2 separate regions of the Homo sapiens genome follow, and region 1 is linked to region 2. Evidence: read pairs that join two places in POLR2A ChIA-PET (ENCODE). Cell type or tissue: endothelial cell of umbilical vein. All regions are shown on one strand. Each heading gives the region's core, and the rest is flanking DNA. Links, peaks and the distances in the headings are about the cores only.

The links. ChIA-PET counts read pairs that join two places held together with the same protein. Peaks named below come from ENCODE experiments on the same cell type or tissue, not always from the same donor. Only the 100,000 strongest peaks of a DNase experiment are listed, where the experiment ranks them.
Region 1: POLR2A ChIA-PET joins it to region 2 with 8 read pairs; 5 of 35 experiments call an interaction of 5 or more read pairs at or near these places.

Annotation. Positions count from the first base shown.
Region 1 is chr16:2,167,789-2,173,142 of GRCh38, forward strand. It overlaps TRAF7 (TNF receptor associated factor 7), which reads left to right. Exons shown (of 21, transcript NM_032271.3): 4 at 289-380; 5 at 2,826-2,942; 6 at 3,476-3,568; 7 at 3,784-3,817; 8 at 4,403-4,586; 9 at 4,677-4,811. Among named protein-coding and RNA genes, the nearest start is that of TRAF7, 15 kb to the left of the region's middle. In endothelial cell of umbilical vein, for the core only: no CTCF peak of the experiment used is centred there; DNase peaks (open chromatin) are centred at 2,473 and 3,013; H3K4me3 peaks cover 2,719 bases; H3K27ac peaks cover 2,719 bases.
Region 2 is chr16:1,435,705-1,441,058 of GRCh38, forward strand. It overlaps CCDC154 (coiled-coil domain containing 154), which reads right to left. Exons shown (of 17, transcript NM_001143980.3): 7 at 3,321-3,422; 8 at 3,111-3,239; 9 at 2,915-3,033; 10 at 2,346-2,472; 11 at 2,113-2,250; 12 at 988-1,107; 13 at 741-817; 14 at 265-382. Among named protein-coding and RNA genes, the nearest start is that of CCDC154, 6.2 kb to the right of the region's middle. In endothelial cell of umbilical vein, for the core only: no CTCF peak of the experiment used is centred there; no DNase peak of the experiment used is centred there.

The DNA.
Region 1 (5,354 bases), core at 261-5,260, 730 kb after region 2:
AAGACCCTGCCTGGGGTAGGCAGGGCTGGGGCAGGGGCTACCGGGCTCAGCGCTGGGACTGTCCAGATGTAGACCGAGCCCAGCGTCCATGCTCCTGGCACTGGTTTGACCTTGAGAGGGAACCCAAGCTTCCCCCGTGCCATCCCTGCATGCTTTCCTGCCTGCCTGGCCCTGGGGAGGGCTGTGAGCTACAGGGGACCCACAGGGTCGGGTATCCAGCATGGGCCCCACCTCCCCCACATCTGCTGAGGGAGCCCCCACTGAGACGCCAGCCCTCTTGCCTTGCAGCTGACGGGACCAGCACCTACAAGCAGCACTGCAGGACACCCTCCTCCTCCAGCACCCTTGCCTACTCCCCGCGGGACGAGGAGGACAGCATGGTAGGTCCCTACCCCCAGGAGCCCGTGTGAGCCTCAGCCTCCCCCCATCCTCCCTCCTGGGGGAACCAGGTCCCAGGAGGAGTTGACAGTGAGCTGGTGAGGCACAGGAGAAGAAGAGCACCTGTGGATACCCTGAGGCCTCGGCAGACATGGCAAGTCTGTGAGAAAGGAGGCTCCTGTGGCTGGACTGTGGGTGGCAGGGGGCAGCCAGTGAGGGCAGCTGGGTCAGAGGGCCTGGCACCTGCAGGCCAGGATGAGGCATATTTGGCTCCATCTTAAGGGAGGTGGAAACCACAGAAAGTTCAGTCAGGAGGATAGCACAATAAAATACATGCTTTGAAAGCTTCCTTTGCTGCTGGGTAGGGAATGAGCGGGGTTGCTGGGTCCAGGCAGGGTTTGAGGAGGGGTCCTGATGAGGCGGGGGGAAAGGTGTGTGGACCTAAGCTGTGGGGACACCAGAGGCAATGGGGTGGGGGTTGCGGAACCTGCGCCAAGTGCTGGGGGAGCCGGAGAATTCCCTGTTGCTGGCTGTGTGAGGTGCAGAAAGGATCAGGGCAGTCGGGGGCTGGCTGCTGGTACCTGAGCCCTGTGGCCAGGGTCTCAGTGGCCGTTCCCTGCCATCCTGGTCAATGGCGCTCATTGCTGGGCTCTGGGCCTACCCAGGGGACAGAGGCCAACTCTACCCTGGGCATGAAGGACTGGCCCAGCAGGGGGTGGGGGTGTGTGGGGCCTCTCTGGCAGCTGCCTCTCTCCAGTGCTTGGACACCAGGTGTGGCGGCCCTGCTGGCCCTCTTGGGACCGAGGCCTTTTCTTTTTTCCTTTTTTCTTTTTTTTGAGACGGACTTTTGCTCTTGCTGCCCAGGCTGGAGTGCAATGGTGTGATCTCAGCTCACCACAACCTCCGCCTCCCGGGTTTAAGTGACTCTCCTGCCTCAGCCTCCCGAGTAGCTGGGATTACAGGCGTGCACCACCACTCCTGGCTAATTTTGAATTAGTAGAGATGGGGTTTCTCCATGTTGGTCAGGCTGGTCTCGAACTCCCGACCTCAGCTGATCTGCCCCCTCCTTGGCCTTCCAAAGTGCTGGGATTACAAGTGTGAGCCACCTTGCTCAGCCAGAAAAGAAGTTTTTAATTAATTGAACAAACACACCTGTGTGCCGGGCGCTGTGCTAGGCCGAGGGCGAGTTGGGTATGTCTGGGCCCCGTCCCCTGGGCCTCTGCCTGCCTCGGTCTCCACAACCCGAAGCCACGAGTCCTCCATGTCTGTGGTTCCCATAATCACCTGCTATCCCCATGGGTCACGGTGGCTTTCAAGAGAGGCGGGTACCTTCTCTGTTTGCTGATAGGCCCACACAGGGAGTCCCCCTCCTGCCCTTCCCCCGTCCCCCAGGCCTGCCTGCTGTCAGCCCCTACGCCCAAGAGGGTGGGAGACTCTGGGGTAGTATTGGGCAGGCCCGGGAGAGTGGTTCCCGTGCCAGCTCCTGCTCTGCTCTCGCCCCTGGGGCTCCCTCTGCTGCTGTGGGGCCTTGTGACTCACTTTCTCTGACTCCCTTCTGTTCCCCATGTGCTGCTTCCATGCAGACGGGCCCTTGGGACCCAAAGGGAGGTGGGTACATGGCACACAATGCCCCCCGCCGGCCTTGGGACTGGTTTGCCTCTGTGCTCTGTGGGTTTCATACCCAGGCTGCCGGGAAGGGGGCCAGAGGCTCGGCAGAGCAGCAGCTGGGCCCCTCTGCAGTCAAAGCACCAGGAGAGAAGCCTTGGGCAGTGTGGCTCTTGGAAACTTCTGGAGGTTTCCAGGCCAGAGGGGAGGAAGGGACAGTGTCTGCCCCTCCCCCAGGCTCCCTTGTCGGTGGCTCAGCCAGAGGCAGGCACCTGTGGCCCTCACTCCTGCCCTCGGGAAGCTCAGCCGAGGTTCTCTGGGGGCCTGGCCCTGCCTTCCCTCTGAGCCTCCCAGCTGGGCCTGGTGTCCCCCACCAGCAAGGCCAGACAAGCAGCCAGGCCCGGGGGGCACCTGGAGCCCAGCCGTCGCTCCCTGCCAGCATTCCTGGCCCTTCCATCCTGCGGTCACGGCCTCGGCTGTCCAGGATTGGCTGGTGGAGGTGCCCCCTCACGGCCCACATTCCCCCACGGGAAGCAGGAAGCAGCCCGGGTATATGGAATTGAATAGCAGGAAGTCTCTCCATTTACACAAAGAGAGGTGGCAGGCGTGAGCGGGCAGCCCAGCACCCCGGCCCAGGCCGCCCAGGCGGGCAGGCAGGGACCTGGGTTGCATCAGCTCCCCACGCCCACCCACGGCCCCCGTGGACGAGGAGAGTACCCGCAGGGACCGGGGTGGCCCCAGGGGTGCTGCTGCCCTCGCGCTTCCGCCGGGCTGGGTCCTGTCCTCCCCGAGGCTCTGACCCCGTGCGGAGCCCCCCGACAGGCGCCTCTCCCTCCACACAGCCCCCCATCAGCACTCCCCGCCGCTCCGACTCCGCCATCTCTGTCCGCTCCCTGCACTCAGAGTCCAGCATGTCTCTGCGCTCCACATTCTCACTGCCCGAGGAGGAGGAGGAGCCGGTAGGTGTGGGGGACTCGGCGCAGAGCGGCTTCCAGGGCTGTCACCGCAGCCGTGGCACGGAGGCACCTTCCCCTCCGCCATGCCCGCCCAGCTCACAGGGAGAGGGCGGCTGGGGCCTGACGGGAACTGCAGTGCTTGCTGGTCCGTGGTGGGGACTCGAGGGACCAGGCCGGGTCCCCTGGGCATGTTCCCCCACTCCCCCTTCTCAGGGCTGCCCGGGAACTGGCAGCGGGAAGCACAGGGCTCCAGCAGGGCCCTTTCTAGTCTCACCCCAGGAAGGAGGCGGGCGAGGGCGGCCAAGGCTGGGCGGCTGAACTCATCCTCCGGGGTTGGGCCCTGCCTCTGGGGCCACAGACCTCGCTCTCCCTCCTGGGCCCCGATCAAGCCCCCCAGCTCTAAGCAGGCCTCTCTCAGGACGTGACCCTGTCCTCAGAGGACAGCCAGGCCTGGAGCAAGAGCGCCTGGGTGCCTGGGTGGTGGCGGGGCTGAGGGTGGCCTCCCGCCATCGCCTGCCTTTCCCGCTTGGTTCCAGGAGCCACTGGTGTTTGCGGAGCAGCCCTCGGTGAAGCTGTGCTGTCAGCTCTGCTGCAGCGTCTTCAAAGACCCCGTGATCACCACGTGTGGGGTGAGCCCGCCGCCCTTCCCAGCCCCCCTGCTGCCAGAGGCCCCCACAGGACCCCAGGGCTCTCGGGGGCCGGGGCTGTGGCGCCCTGGCCTTGGTCAAGGCCTGTCCTGGCTGCACTGGGCTTGGGGTACAGCGAGGCCTGTGGCTGCCATGGCCATGGACTAGGGAAAAAGAGGACCCTGCGCCACCCTCAAGCCCGCCCTTTGCCTCCACAGCACACGTTCTGTAGGAGATGCGCCTTGAAGTCAGGTAGGTTTGTGCCCCGGCCCAGGCCTGACGCCGACCGTGCCCATGGCTGCCGAGCAGAGGCGGGCGGCTTCTCCCTTGTCCCCTGCACAGCGTCCGGCCCTGTTTGGCCTCTGCTGGGGTTGGGATGGGGCTGCAGCCGTCCTAGGGACGCTCAGGCTGAGGCTCGGGACCTCCATGAGCAGAGTGGGGACACCCCAAATTCCAGTGTGTCCAGACTCAGAGACCCCACAGTGGGTGTGGGCCGAGGCTCCCCATGCCAGGGTTGGCACCCTCTGGGGAGGCCTTTCTCACTGGCGAGGCTGTCGTCCTCCCGCACGGCGCCCGCTCCTGCCTGCCTCTCCGCACTCTGCCCTCTGCCCTCTTGGCCCCACCCCACACTTTTCCGGGCACAGCTGAGTGTCACAGGTGACACTCCCTCAGCACCTGCTGCTCCTTCTTGGTGGCCCACCTGTGCCCCCGTTCCCATGTTGCGTGCCTCAGAGGCGCAGATGGACAGATCTGGCCCCCATTAGAGGCTCATGCCCACCCGGGTGAGGGAGCGTGTGCCAGGCAGGCCGTGAGGGTCAGCACGCCCTCCTCTCCCAGAGAAGTGTCCCGTGGACAACGTCAAACTGACCGTGGTGGTGAACAACATCGCGGTGGCCGAGCAGATCGGGGAGCTCTTCATCCACTGCCGGCACGGCTGCCGGGTAGCGGGCAGCGGGAAGCCCCCCATCTTTGAGGTGGACCCCCGAGGGTGCCCCTTCACCATCAAGCTCAGCGCCCGGAAGTAAGTGCCCCTCCCTGGGCACCTCTGCCTCCCTGGGGGCTGCTTCTCAGGGCTCTGGCTGAGGCCTCCCCGCATCCCGCCCTGGCACAGGGACCACGAGGGCAGCTGTGACTACAGGCCTGTGCGGTGTCCCAACAACCCCAGCTGCCCCCCGCTGCTCAGGATGAACCTGGAGGCCCACCTCAAGGAGTGCGAGCACATCAAATGCCCCCACTCCAAGTACGGGTGAGTGGGGGGCGGGCGGGGGTGGGCCGGGGTGGGCGCAGGCCCTCCACAGGCTCCGCTGAGAGCTGCCCGCTTGCTGGTCCCGGGGAGGTAGGCCGGAGCTGGGGCCACACCGGGGTCTGTAATCCTCTCTGAGGCCCAAGGCCCTGGAAACCCAGAGGGGGAGCCGAGGGCGTCCAGGAAGGCGGGCGTGGACGCTCCCGCAGCCGGCCCAGCATGGGCGGATTTGAGCAAATGCTGGGGTTGAGAGCTTTGGAGAGGGAGGTGGGGGTGGGAGGAGAGGCAGGAGCCCAGTTCTTCAGGGCAGGGAGGTGGGCAGGGAGGCTGCCAAGCAGCGTGGGTTTTATCCTCAGGAAGGGAGGACCCCTTGAAGAGCTCTGCGGGGGTGACGTGATGGGATCTCACTTGTGAAGCAGACTGGGGGTAGCTGGATGGGGAGGAGGGGCAGGACGGCAGGTGTGGGTGGGGGCAGCTGGACCTGGGGTGCAGCGGCCACAGGGCTGGAGCATTTGAGGGGGATTCTTGGGGATGGGGAGGCACCGG
Region 2 (5,354 bases), core at 207-5,206:
TAGTAGAGACAGGGTTTCTCCATGTTGGTCAGGCGGGTCTCAAACTCCTGACCTCAGGTGATCCACCCGCCTCGGCCTCCCAAAGTGCTGGAATTATGGGTGTAAGCCACCCCGCCTGGCCTCCGACAGGTGGTTTTCTGAGCGTCTCCTGCTGGCTGGAAAATGCCCCGTAGGCTGGGGGTCCTGCCTCTCCGCACGGCTGCCCCGTCTGAACCTGATGGCTCCCCCTCTCTCCCAGCTGGGTGCGGGCAGCCCCAGGACTACCGTGGCCAGCTTGCCCTGCATCTCCGCGATCTTCCGCCCAGGGTTGTCTTCCTTTAGCAGCTGCACGGATGATAGTAGCGTGGCCAGCTCCTGCCGCAGGGCCCCAACCTTGAACTCCCTATGGGCACCAGAGGCCGAGGCTGGCTGTCGGGTGTGCTCGGGGGTAGGGCCAGGACCGGGGACAAAGGCCACTCCCACAGCCACCACAGGGTTAAGGAGGCTCGAGGGGGCTCAGCCCTGTCACCCCTCCAGTGGGGAAGGTGGGGGTCCCCAACGGGGGGTAGAGGGAGGGGCTGGAGGCGCCTCAGAGGCTGCACCAGGGTGGCAGGGTGAGCCCGGTGCTGGGCCAGGCCCGGGCTCAGGGGGAACAGGTCTGTCACGATACCAGGGGATTGTGGAGAGTAGCGTGGGGACCGGCCCAGCCCAGTAACGGTCAGCAGAGCCCCTGCCCCTCTCCCAGGGCCTGGAGGCTGTACCTGGCCTTGCCTTCGGCGGAAATCCTGAGGTCTGAGTCGCTCTTATGAAGCAGGCACTTGTCGGAGACACTCTCTATCTGAACACAGAGCCGGGAGCGGCGGGCAGCCCCAGGGCGCCATCTAGGACCAGCCTTGGCCTCGACCCACACAGGGAGAGGGAGGAGGGGAGAGGACAAGGTGCAGGGAGAAGGGTCCCACGCCACCTCCAAGGCCCAAGTACACCAAGGCTGGCTGTGCCTTCGCCCACCTGCTGGGGGAGGCCATCCACCTTCTCCCGCACCCCTCGCAGGTGTTCGGTCACCTCCTTCCGCCACCTGGCCAGGTCCTCCAGGGACTTCCTCTCTGCACCTTCCCATTCGGTCTTTGCCTGGGGTACAGATGCCCAGTGAGGGACAAAGCCAAGAGAGGGGGGACAGACAGATGGAAAGACGGACACGGGGAGCTCTGGGGAGCAGGCGGCCCCCACCCCCACTTCCAGCTCTGAGACATTTGTGCACAGGCCTGCAGGCGGCTGGGATGGCCTGGCCGGGCACGCTCTGGAGACACACATGCCAAGGCAGGGCCTGGGCAGCCGAGGGCCCGTGGGGGCTGTTCCGACCACACAGGTGCCCGAGGGAGGCAGGGCAGGCCCCGGTGGGACCCAGCCCCGAAACGCAGGGTGTCGCCCACGTTTGCAGCCGCGCTCGCGTGTCGGTGGATGAGCGGGAACCGGGGGGCGGCGCCTACGCAATGCACGTTACGCCGCGGTGGAAGGGGTGAAGCTCTGCGCACGAGGCCCCGAGGAGCGGGAAACGGGATGCCCGTGGGTGTCACCGCCACAGCGGCCGCACCGTGCGTGGCTCTGTTTCCTGGAAACGTCCAGAACAGGCAGCCCCCGAGACAGGGAGGGGCCCAGCGGTCGCCAGGGGAAGTGGGGATGGGAATGAGTGCGGATGGGGCTGAGGTTCTTCCTGAAGGATGAATGCTCTGAAACTGTGAATAGACACACGGAACTGTGCACGTTCACGGGTGAACCGTGTGGGGAGTGAATCCATCTCAACAGAGCTGTTACACAGTGAACAAGAGCACGAGGGGTGGAGGCCGCTTGTCTGCCCCGCCGTGAGCTGCCCGCATGGCCGGGCCGTGGGCCGAGGCTCCAGCTCGGGCCTCACGGGCTGCAGATGCTGGGCCGAGGCTGCTCAGCGGCTGTCCTGCCCCACACAGGAGTCTCTGGGGCTCGGGGTCTCCCAGGCCCTGGGGACAGTCGCTGGGTGGGACGGGAGGCTTGGGACCGGCCTGTCAGGCCTCTACCCTGGGGGCAGTGGTGGGCTGAGAGCTGGAGGGGTGGGGACTCCCCATAGCCCCGCCTGCCCCCGCCCGCTGCCTGGCGCACCTCGGACAGCCTGAGGCCCAGCATCTGCTCCTGCAGATCGAGCCGGCTGCTCAGAGCCGGGAGATGGCCACTCAGCTCCTTTAACTGCCCGGCCAGCTGCGCCACGGATGCCTCCAGAGCCCGGCTCTTCTCTCGGAGCTGCAGGGGACAGGTGGGCACGGGGAGGCCTGGCTGAGCGCCCATCCCGTGTGCGTGGGAGACCCCGTTGGGGACATGTTGCGCTACCCCCTCACCAGCACCAGCTCTCCATGCATCTCCTGCCGGGCCAGCTCGCCAGCCAGCTGTGCGGCCTCCAGGTTCTCCTGCACATAGGCGGCCAGCTCCCCAGCCCGGCTTTCCTCCAAGCGCCCCTTGGCGTCCCTAGGGGTTGGGGACACATAGACACCCTCAGTGGAGCCTGCCCACCTCTCAGCCCTGGGCCAGGGAGGGGAGCTTGGCTGCTGGCTCCAGAACCTCCCAGGAGACCCTGGGATCGGAAGATGGGGTGCGGTCACAGTGCCACCAACACGGGTTCACTCCCCATGGCCACCAAGATGGGCGTTCACTCCCCACGGCCACCAAGACAGGGGTTCCCTCCCCATGGCCACAGCTGAGTGCCCCAGGGAGGGCAGGCTGGGTGAGGGACAGGAGGCCCCACAGGAGGGAGGAGGGTTCGCACCATCCAGCTGCAGCCCTCGGGGTCGAGCACTCTGCTCGGGGGAGGCAAGGTCATTCCCTGCTGAGTCGGCCACTGCGGCCCCCTCCTGAGTGGGACATCAGGGGTCCCCCCGCCTGACAGCACCTGAGGCCCCAGGACACCCACCAGGCTTTCTCCTCGGCCAGTAGGACACGGTTCAGCGACGCCTGGTTCTGCTGCACAAACTTGGTCAGCTGGGCCACGGCAGCATCCAGGCCCTGGCACTGCTCCAGGAGGTGGCTCTCCTGCCAGGGGGTGGAGGCCGCCCTGAGACCTGCACCCCGGCCCCGGCCCCACCTGCCCGCCGCCCGCCCGGCCCCACCTCATGCTGCCCCTGCAGGGCCCGCAGGCGCTCCTCCATCAGCCCCCGAAGCTTCTCCCACCGGCTCTCCAGCTCGCCCCGCAGGCTGCCCTCCAGCTTCAGCCGTGAGCTCTCCGAGGCCTTCATTCTCTGTGGGGAGACCCCACTGTCAGCTGCAGGTCTGCGTCTGGGAAGGGGGGCAGGGCAGGCCAGCCGCGGGCAGGCTCCCACCTTCTCCAGGGCCAGGAAGCTCTTCTGCAGGAAGCCGCACAGCTTGGCCTCCCTCTTCAGGAAGCGCAGGCTCACCTCTTCGCCGAGCTTGGTCACCTGGGCCTGGGGCGGAGGCACATTGTCCCGTGTGCAGCCTCTGCTGGACACGCAGCCGGTCCCCCTCCTGCCCATGGTCTCCATCAGAGTTGGAGTCCCCTGCTGTCCCCAAGCCCTGAGCCCGGCTGAGCTGGGCCTGCCACACCCTCAGCCGGAAGAAAGCCACGGCGGGCAGGACCACTCTGTACCCAGACGACCAACCAGGCATGGGTTTGTGAAGCATGAGAAGGCCACGCTCAGGTGGGGTCCAGACACACTTGGCACCCACCACCGAGGCTGCCCAGGGAAGGCCCCCCAGCCGCCACCAGGCCCGGCAGGGAAGCAGGAGTGTCGTGCAGGTGTCCCCATGCACGGGGAGCCAGGTGGGCTGGGCAGAGCCTTGGGGCCTTGTCTCCACACCAACAGCTGCTTTCCTGCCGCCCTGAAGGGGAGGGGAGGGGGGAGGCGCAGCCGGCCCCATCCCTGCATCTCATACACGCAAAGGGTAGGCAGGCGGCACAGGCCCTTCATCAGCCACGGAGAGGCGCCTCCCGGGAAACTTCCCCTCCACCCAAGCCCCTGCTGGCCTCCTGCCCCCCAGGAGGTCACCTTAGAGTAGATATTTTTCTGTAAAAAGCCAGATGGTACATGTTCCCACCTCATGGGATCTCTGTTGTAACCCTCTCAGCATGGCGGTTACAGCCCCCACAGTAGACATTGACAACATGTAAAAAATGTTCCTGTGTGCCAATAAAACTTTATTTACAAAAACAAGCAGTGACTGGCGCAATGACTCACTCCCACTTTGGGAGGCCGAGGCTGGTGGATCACCTGAGGTCAGAGGTTCAAGACCAGCCTGGCCAACATGGTGAAACCCTGTCTCTACTAAAACTACAGAAAGTAGCCAGACATGGACAGCTGTCTGTAATCCCAGCTACTCTGGAGGCTGAGGCAGGAGAATCGCTTGAACCCAGGAGATGGAGGTTGCAGTGAGCTGAGATCATGCCACTGTAACTCCAGCCTGGGCGACAGAGCGAGACTGTCAGAAAAAAAAAAAAAAAAAAAAATGGCCGGGCGAGGTGGCTCACGCCTGAAATCCCAACACTTTGGGAGGCCGAGGTGGGCGGATCATGAGGTCAGGAGATCAAGACTATCCTGGCTAACACGGTGAAATCCTGTCTCTGCTAAAAATACAAAAAATTTAGCTGGGCATGGTGATGCGTGCCTGTAGTCCCAGCTCCTTGGGAGGCTGAGGTAGGAGAATGGTGTGAACCCGGGAGGTGGGGCTTGTAGTAAGCTGAGATCACGCCACTGCACTCCAGCCTGGGCAACAGAGCGAGACTCCATCTCAGAAAAGAAAAGAGAAGGGAAGAGAAGAGAAGAGAAGAGAACAGAAAAGAGAAGAGAAGAGAAGAGAAGAGAAAAAAGAAAAGAAAGGAAAAGAGAAAAGAAAAGAAAACTTTTTGGGAGGCTGAGGCAGGAGGATCACTTGAGCCCAGGAGTTTGAGACTGGCCTGGGCAACACAGTGAGACCCCGTCTCTACAAAACATCAAAAAATTAGCCAGGCGGGCTGGGCGCAGTGGCTCACGCCTGTAATCCCAGCACTTTGGGAGGCCGAGATGGGCAGATCACGAGGTCAGGAGATCGAGACCATCCTAGCTAACACAGTGAAACCCCATCTCTACTAAAAATACAAAAAAATTAGCCGGGCGTGGTGGTGGGCGCCTGTAGTCCCAGCTACTCGGGAAGCTGAGGCAGGAGAATGGTGTGAACGTGGGAGGCGGAGCTTGTAGTGAGCCGAGATCGTGCCACTGCACTCCAGCCCAGGCAACAGAGGGAGACTCCGTCTTAAAAAAAAAAAAAAAAAAATTAGCCAGGCATGGTGGCATGCGCCCGCAGTCACAGCTACTGGGAAGGCTAAGGCAAGAGGATCACTTGAGCCTGGGGGGTTGAGGCTG